3 separate regions of the Mus musculus genome follow, and all the other regions are linked to region 1. A link is a contact called in ENCODE Hi-C or POLR2A ChIA-PET data. All regions are on one chromosome and are shown on one strand. The core of a region is the stretch at or near the end of the contact, and the rest is flanking DNA. Distances in the headings are between cores, read along the strand shown. Region 1 holds the start of Kif11 (kinesin family member 11). Region 2 holds the start of Hhex (hematopoietically expressed homeobox). Region 3 holds the start of Ide (insulin degrading enzyme).

Region 1 (2,624 bases), core at 74-2,573:
TGGTAGCTGAAACTTGAATTGCTTATAACTCCAGAACTCAGAACTAAGGCAGGGAGCTAGTCGGAGTTTGAGGCCAGTCTCAGGAAAAAAAAAAAAAAGGCAGACACAGTGGCACACACTTGTCACCCAGCAATCCCAGCTAAACGACCGAGAGGCTGAGACAGTAAAGTACGCTAACATATAGTTCCAGACCAACCTCGGTAACATCACAAAAATTCAAAAAAATTAAAAACTCTGGGTAAGTTATTTGGATGTCAGTCGGGGAGAGCTGAACCCCACACCCTCCCTCCTCTCAATTTTGTCTTTTGGTCAATGAACAAAGGCAGATAAAAGAAAGAAAGAAAGAAAGAAAGAAAGAAAGAAGGAGAGAGAAACCCTGTCTCGAAAAACCAAAAAAAAAAAAAAGAAGAAGAAGAAAAATGAGAAAGAGAAAAGATGCTGCACCTTAGCCATGTACTTTCATTAGCTCGTGAGTTTCATAAACTCATTTTACAGCTTAGCTTAAATTCAGCAATGTCTACTTGGTTATTAGAGGTGAATTTGATGGTTGCTCTTCGCTGAAAAGTGCGTTCCCTTTTAAAAGCAAACCTACTTTCATCTATTGGACCAAACACACAGAATAAAGAACTATTAGTCTTTCCGAAGTGGAAATAACCCCAAGGTGAGCGCCAAACTACATGCAAAGTAAGTAGGAAGCTTTATTCCCAAACTGACAACTCGGACGGGGTAGCACAGAGCAATGACAGCTAAATTTTCGGCGACATTGGCTTTTAAAAGGGAACGCACTTTTCAGCGAAGAGCAACCATCAAATTCTTTGTGACTGCAGCTTAACTTTAACCAACACCAACATCCCCCCCCCCCCCGAGACAAACCCTAATTTAGAACTAAACGTGGTAGCATGTTTACCGAACAAAACACGGGGAGCCCCAGAAACCGATGACTTGGTGTCCTTCAGAAAGGTAAACAAATCGCTCTCCGGAACGGCTAGCCCAAAAGCTAAGCCTCCGCGTCCGGACTCGTCCCAGCCTCTCCTTACCTGCATCTCACCACCACCTGGATGTTCCTGCCCTTTTCCTCTTTCTTCTTCAAAGAACTCGGCTGGGACGCCATGACGGTCGAGCCAAAACCTGCCGGCCTAGCGGAGACTCAGACACAGTGAGAACCGGGAGCAGCCTCTCCTCACCCGGTGCTGCCAAGGCCACGAGGACCGAGACTCGCAGCTCGGCGTCCCCGAGGTCCACGCAGGCCTCTTGGCCGTGGCCGCCGCCCCGCAAAAGCCGGACAGGACGAACCTCCTCCTCTGCTCCGAAATCAGCAACGATTCCGCGCCTCAATTTTGAAAAATGGAGACGACTGACCGGACCAATAGCAGAGCGGCACGCGAGGCATCATGGGACGCCGTGTCGTCACTGTGGTGACGACGGGGCGTGACCCGAAGAAATGGATGGCGGTGCAGGCTGGCTCCTGTAGTCCGAAGTTCACTGTGCAAGCTTTCAGTGCTGCCGCTGGCGGGCTTCTGGGGCCTGGGACGCCTACATCGCCGCATTCGCTGGGTCCTTACCGCCCTCCGAGGCTTCTCGCTTTCCGTAGAGAGGTGACGAACAACTCGGCCGTTTAAGGTGTAGGTGGGGACCGGGGAAACAGAAAAGCCGAGTCCTCCGCCTCATCGGGTTTCCGGAGCTGCTTTTTCTGTTTCGCGGGATCTTAAATGCGGTTTAGCCTCTCCGATGTAACTTAGCGAGGATCAGAGAAAGCGCCGCCGACCTCGCCAAATACCCGCCTTCCGCACTCCAGATCCCTGGTCCTCTGGATTAAGCAAAGCCAACTGTCTACTGGTAAACTACTCTCGGAGGCAGGAGTGGCAGAGGAGCTCTCCGAGTTCCAGACCAGCCTGATCTATAAAGCGAGGCCAGGACGGCCAGGGCTGGTTGCACAGAGAAACGCTGTCTCCAAAAACAAACAAACAAAAACAAAACAAAAGCTAGCCCCAGAGACTCACTGCTATCTCAAAATGTCCCACAAAGTGAACATATTGAACATCTTTATACCCTTGCCTCCGGCCAGTCTTTCTCACTTCAACACGTGTTTTTAACCAGACCCTTCCTCTGCAATCACCTTCCTCCAAGACTTTGAATCTCGTCCCTGAATGACTTCCTTCGATGTTCCTACTGCTACCCTTTTTTTCTCCTCCCTGCTACTGCATTCACTCAGCAAATATCCTTTAAAAAGCAAACCAAACACATATAGGGACAGAGGCAGAAAGATCAGGAGTTCAAGCGTCCATTTCATACATTTCCAGTTTAGTATCAAACTGTGTTATGTCCATCATTTGCTATTTATTCGTTTGTTTTAAACAAGATATCTTTCTGAACACAAGGCTGGCCCTGTGAGAATCCTCAATGATCTTCCTGCCTTCTGCATACTGGTATTGAAAGAATGAGCTACCAGTCCTGGCTGGTTTCTTGTTTGCTTTTTTTTTTTTTTTTTTTTGAGGGGTGTGGCTTAAGATTATTTATTTATGTGTGGGGTAGTGTGTCTGTGTGTGTGTCCTCCAAGTGTGTGGTGGTGCCCTTGGACAGAAGATGGCATTGAATGCCCTGGAACTGTAGTTAAAAAGTCAGTT
Region 2 (2,624 bases), core at 63-2,562, 58 kb before region 1:
AGCCCTTAGTATTTGTTCGGGGTCTGCACTTTCCTTCTCCAAATTGATGGTGGTGCGTCTGTCCGTCCGTCCGTCCCTATGTCCACAGACCTACACCTAAACATTTTGAAAGTTGGCATTGTTTTTTTTTCCCCCCGAGATTTTGCTTGCGTCAGGCTTCAGACTTGGTGCAAAACAGCCTCCAAAGATGGGGGTGGGGGGTGGCGGGAGAGGCAGAGAGGAAGCAACTGGTTATTTTAGCTGCCATAAAGTCACATCCCACACAGAGGAAATGAACAATATCAGAAAAACGGATCCTGGCTATCAGACGTCGAGTGTTTCCTGAATTTGTCTGTATTGAGGATGTCGATAAAATAATCAGCAGCGTGCACTACTCCGGGGGAAGGGTCTGCTTCATGCAGCCAGGAAAACACTTAACAGCTTCAGAAACCAGATTTACTCCTATCGAGAACTCAAGATTTCCTGTATGAACGGAAAGGGTCAGGCTCCTTCACTGCACAAGCTTGTTGAACCAAGCCCAGCCCAGGAACCGCCCGGGCAGGCAGCTCTCCCTGCCCTGCAGGGGCCAGGCTCAGGGCGCCCCGACGTCCTCTTCTCCGGGCCGCTCGCTAAGGGAGTCCCCCACCCACCCCGGGGCGACACGCGTGGCCAGGGCCGCCCTCCTCCACCTCCCCGGGAGCCCCAGGTCTCTCCCGACTACGCTTGCCCCGACGTCTGCAAGGTGCAGGAAAAGCAATCTGAGTCGCCGAGCTTCCCAGTACCGGGGCCCCGCATGCACCCGCGAGCCGCTCGCTCCGAGAGCTCGCCGCAACTTTTCCACTGCGCTTCCCGTCCGTCCGCCCCTGCCGCCTCCCGCGCGCTGCCACCCGCCGGGAGCGCCTTCCTCACGGACGCCCTCACTCGGCCCCGGCCGCCTTACCCAGGGGGTCGTGGCGGAGTAGGGCGTGCGTGTAGTCGTTCACCGTCCGCGGGAACGGGTACAGAGGGCCTCCGAAGCCACTGGGGCCGTAGGCGGCGGCCAGCGCGGCGGCCGGGTGGTGCGAGAAGGCGGGGTGGACCGGCGTGGGCTCGTACACCGGGGTCCGGTAGGAGGACACGAGGCTGGTGAAGGAGGAGTTGGGGGACGGCAGCGTGGGAGTGGGCGTGGGGGCGGCGGGCCCGCGACCCAAGATGTCGTCGATGTAGAAGGGCGTCGGGTGAGCGGGCTGCAGCAGCGGCGTGGGCGCATACAGCGGGACTCCCACGGCGGGCGCAGCCGCGGGCCCCGGGTGCGGGAACTGCATGGCCGCTCCGCAGCCCCTCGCAGAGAGCTGCCGGCCGGCGGCGCCGCGCTACATTTATTTGCGCTCTGCGCTCCAGGCGATAGGCTCGGGCAGCCGCGGGGTGGGGCCGCGCTCGGTCCCCTTCCTGCCGCCAGGCCCTGCGGCCAATGGCGCTGGCTTCAGATTCGCCTCCGCCCCCCACTAACCCCCGCGCCGATCCGCCCCCACCGGCCCAGCTCCCGCCCCCGAGACGCACGGGCTGTGGGGCTCCGGGGACCCTCCGCCAGGGTGTTCCTGCGCCGCAGGCGCCCCCAGAGGTTCCAGGCACCTAGCGAGCGACTGCGACCGTCGAAGAGGAGGTCACAAGACGTGCGCCGCGGGGCGCGGATCCTGACGGGATGGCGCCACTGCTGAAACTCGGGCAGCCTCTGGAACCTGGAGAAGCGATGGGACTCTGCGGGCCAGGAGGCCGCCGGCAGGATGGCACCTTCGGGCGGCCAGAAGGCTGCGCTTCTTGGGGTAACGGTGGCACTGTCTAGAACGGGGGACCTCCGCAGCTCGGCGCTCCAAGGAGAAGACCCAAGCCGTTGGCTGCGTCCTAGTCCCAGACGGGTACTGACAGCGAGGCTGCAGGTGTTCCAGACCTATTTGAGGACCCCCTAGCTCGGCCACCTCCCTGGATGCTAACGGAATCTGCTCCAGACCGGTATCAAGATAGAACCTTAATCGTATGGCGCAGGACAGAGGCTATGCAGTGTTCTTCGATCCAATGGGGGTGGGAGGTGCTCCTGGACCTCTGTCCCCAGGCCCTGAAGGACACAGCTGCGCTTAGCCGGCCTCTGAGGTTTTACACGTGTTTTCTATTCAAAGCCGTGGTGCGCTGCTCAGTGTGGCCTCAGCTCTGTGCGGCTTCACTCGCCTCTGGGGCAAAGGGGCATTTTCTTGATTGACGCCCTCCTGGGGTGACCACACCTTGAGTTGGGCAGTTTCTGCTAAGGACTTCTATTAGTAGAAAAACTCCCTGGCTTTTTTTTTTCAACTGAGATATTTAGTTTTATCCTTTGGAATTAATCTTCAGCTGCAGTGGGACTGAAGGCGAAATAGCCAGAGGACCTGGGTCCGAGTTTCACTTCACACCTTATTTTCTTGAGCAACTACTGTGTGTCATTAGCAAACGAGAGAGGCAGTCTCTGCCCTGGTGGAAGCAGGAAACGAACACAGTCACATCTACTAGGGAGAAATCGTGTGTAAGGGTCGAAACCTTAAGGAGCTCCAGCCCCTCCTTTCGGGTAAAGGAGAGAGTCACTTTGAAAAAGGAAAAGTCTTCCCAAAGGAAATAATGTTTGAAAGATAGGTAGGTGT
Region 3 (2,624 bases), core at 88-2,587, 42 kb after region 1:
CCCAAGTGCTTGGGATTAAAGGCATGCGCCACCACTGCCTGGTGGAAAGTAACATTTCTAAATTGTGATTCTATATTGAACTCAAAGTTTTTAAAACAAGGTACTGAAGGCATTTGCTACTTTTAAACAAATTTGTCTTTTGAGAATGAAGTACCCAGACTTGTTACCAAACACATCTGTGTGCCCTTATCTGGAGTCTTAAGCACACGTCTTTGCTATCCTGAGGCATGTGTTTTGTAACAAATACTGAGCTTTAGACTTTGATATTCATCTTCCTTATTAATTCTTGCATTATGGCTACAGATATAGGAAACAGTTGTTAGTAATGGCATGTCACTGGGGCATGGTGGAACATGTTGGTGATGCTTGGAATCCCAGCACTTGGGAGGTAGATCAGGAACTCAGTATCATCAGCAGTTACATATTCTAGTATAAGGCCTGTCTGGGTTACAACACATACAACATACAACCCCATTCCCTAAACAGGTGTCTCACTTCCAAATTCTCTCTCTCTCTCTCTCTCTCTCTGTGTGTGTGTGTTTGTGTGTATATGTGTGTAGAAGCTGAGGCTGATGTGATGTGCAGTATATTCCTTAGTCATTGCCCACCTTACTTTGTTTGTTTTATTTCTGCACATGTGAGTGGATACGTGTGAGCTGTGGTGCACAGGTAGAGTCAGAAGGCGGCATGCAGGGCTTGGTGTGCTCCTTGGGTTCCAGGGTGGAGCTTAGGTTGGTTTGGTGGCAAGCACCCTTATCTACTGAACCATCTCACCAGCCCCAGCTTATTCACTGAGGCAAGGTCTCCCAGTCAAACCCAGAGTTCCCAGTCTGATTAGGCTTGCTGGCTAGCTTGCTTTGGAGATCTGCTGACTCCACCTTAGAGCCTGGAATTAGAGCCAGAAGTACTTGGGCTCTGAGGACCCGAACTCAGGTCCTCAAGCTTATTTAGCCAGTGTTGAATCACAGCCATCCCCTAGACCCTTGTCTTGAGGTGTTAATACAGTGTTTTATCCAGAGTAATAGCTGCTGGTTGAGCTCTAGGTACCAGCTTGTCTCCCTACCCCGGTACTGGGGTTAGAGTGAGCTGAAGCACCCAGCTTTTACATTGACCTCAGAGACCTGAACTCAGTTCCACCTGCTTACATGGTAGGCATTCTGTAGACCAAGGCATCTCCCTGGTCCCAGTTTTGTATTTTACATTAAGAAATATTTATTTTTATTTTCTGAATGGGTGTTTTGTCTATATGCATGTCTGTGCAGCACATACATGCCTAGTTCCTGCAGAGGCCAGAAGAAGGCATTGGATTCCCTGGGACTAGAATTAGTCAGTTGTGAGCTACTGTGTGGGTGCTGGAAATTGAACCCCTGAACCTCTGGAAGAGTAAGCCAGTGCTCTTAAGGGCTGAGCCATCTCTCTAGCCTTTACTTTGTTTTTTAAAGAAAATATTTGCATTTTAGCATTGCCTGTATAAAAGCACGATATGAGTAAAACTTTTTGTTTTATATGTGTGCTTTGTCTGCATGTTGTATGTGCTCCACTTGTGTGCCTGGTGCTGTAGGGGCCAGAAGAGGACATAGCCTTTGAAACTGGAGTTACAGATGTTTGTGAGCCACTTGGTGGGTTCTGGGAACTAAACCTGAGTCCACACACTCTTAATCATGGAGCCATCTCCCTAGTCCTGCATTATGTGAGTTTTAAAATCAGTACAATACATTTAGTATTACTTACAGTATTGATCTTTAAAATACCAAATATCGGTCAAGAATGACGGTACATACTTGTAATCTTAGTTCTTAGGAGACCAAGGTGAGAGGACAGTGAATCTGAGGATAGCTTTGGCTATGTAAAGAGAACAACCTATCTTACAAAAACAAAACAAAACCCAGCCAAACAAAATCTAAGCATCATTTCTGAAAAGAAGATCTATGAGAATGTGGTAATAGCCAATGTCTTTGGCATATCAGCTTTTCTTCTGCTTACATACACAATTACATATAACTTCAAAGAGGAAAATATTCTGCTAGAAATTGTGTATGGAAGCCTAAGATTGATCCTTGATTGTTCTTCCATTGTAACTGATGGAGTGAGGTTTCTCTGGCAAGCCCATAGTTTCCCATGAGGCCAGCCCTGCTAGCCAGCTTGATCTGGGGATCTCCAGGCTTCACCTCTGGAGGCTGGAATGACAGGTGAGCCACCCCACCCACCTGACAGCTCTGTGGGTTGTGAGGATCTGAACTCTGGTTCTCATGCTTACGTGGCAAGGGCGTAGCCGCTGCGTCATCTAAAACCCATGTCTGGAGGTTTTCACACACTATTTTTATCTAAATAATTGCACACCTACTTATGTTTCCTGTGGTTTATCTTTAGGTCTGGCTACTGGTCCGATTACTTGTTTTTCATTGTTATAGTGTGGACTATCTATGCATACTAGGCCAGTGTTCTACCTCTGAGGTGTGTCAGAAGCCCTGGCTGTTAGTCTTTACTAAAGATCTACTTTTGTCTTCTAAGTAAGAAGCCAGGGTACTAGCATAGGTTCATTTCTTCTCCGTAGTTTCAGATGTGTTTTGACTTTACCTGTTTCGAATGTGAACTAGCCGATATTTGAGTTTTAATGTTTTGTC

The links. A loop is a pair of places that touch in the nucleus more often than their neighbours do. ChIA-PET counts read pairs that join two places held with the same protein, here RNA polymerase II (POLR2A).
Region 2: POLR2A ChIA-PET joins it to region 1 with 17 read pairs in Patski. The contact joins the promoter of Hhex here to the promoter of Kif11 in region 1. A Hi-C loop is called at or near these places in 1 of 37 maps with a recorded cell type or tissue (T-helper 17 cell). POLR2A ChIA-PET finds 5 or more read pairs at or near these places in 4 of 5 experiments (Patski and embryonic stem cell).
Region 3: POLR2A ChIA-PET joins it to region 1 with 10 read pairs in embryonic stem cell. The contact joins the promoter of Ide here to the promoter of Kif11 in region 1. POLR2A ChIA-PET finds 5 or more read pairs at or near these places in 4 of 5 experiments (Patski and embryonic stem cell).

Annotation. Positions count from the first base shown.
Region 1 is chr19:37,375,081-37,377,704 of GRCm38, reverse strand. It overlaps Kif11 (kinesin family member 11), which reads right to left and starts at 1,323. Exons shown (of 22, transcript NM_010615.2): 1 at 1,038-1,323. The coding sequence starts at 1,111.
Region 2 is chr19:37,433,529-37,436,152 of GRCm38, reverse strand. It overlaps Hhex (hematopoietically expressed homeobox), which reads right to left and starts at 1,312. Exons shown (of 4, transcript NM_008245.3): 1 at 920-1,312. The coding sequence starts at 1,283.
Region 3 is chr19:37,333,257-37,335,880 of GRCm38, reverse strand. It overlaps Ide (insulin degrading enzyme), which reads left to right and starts at 1,337. Exons shown (of 25, transcript NM_031156.4): 1 at 1,337-1,349. The coding sequence starts at 1,337.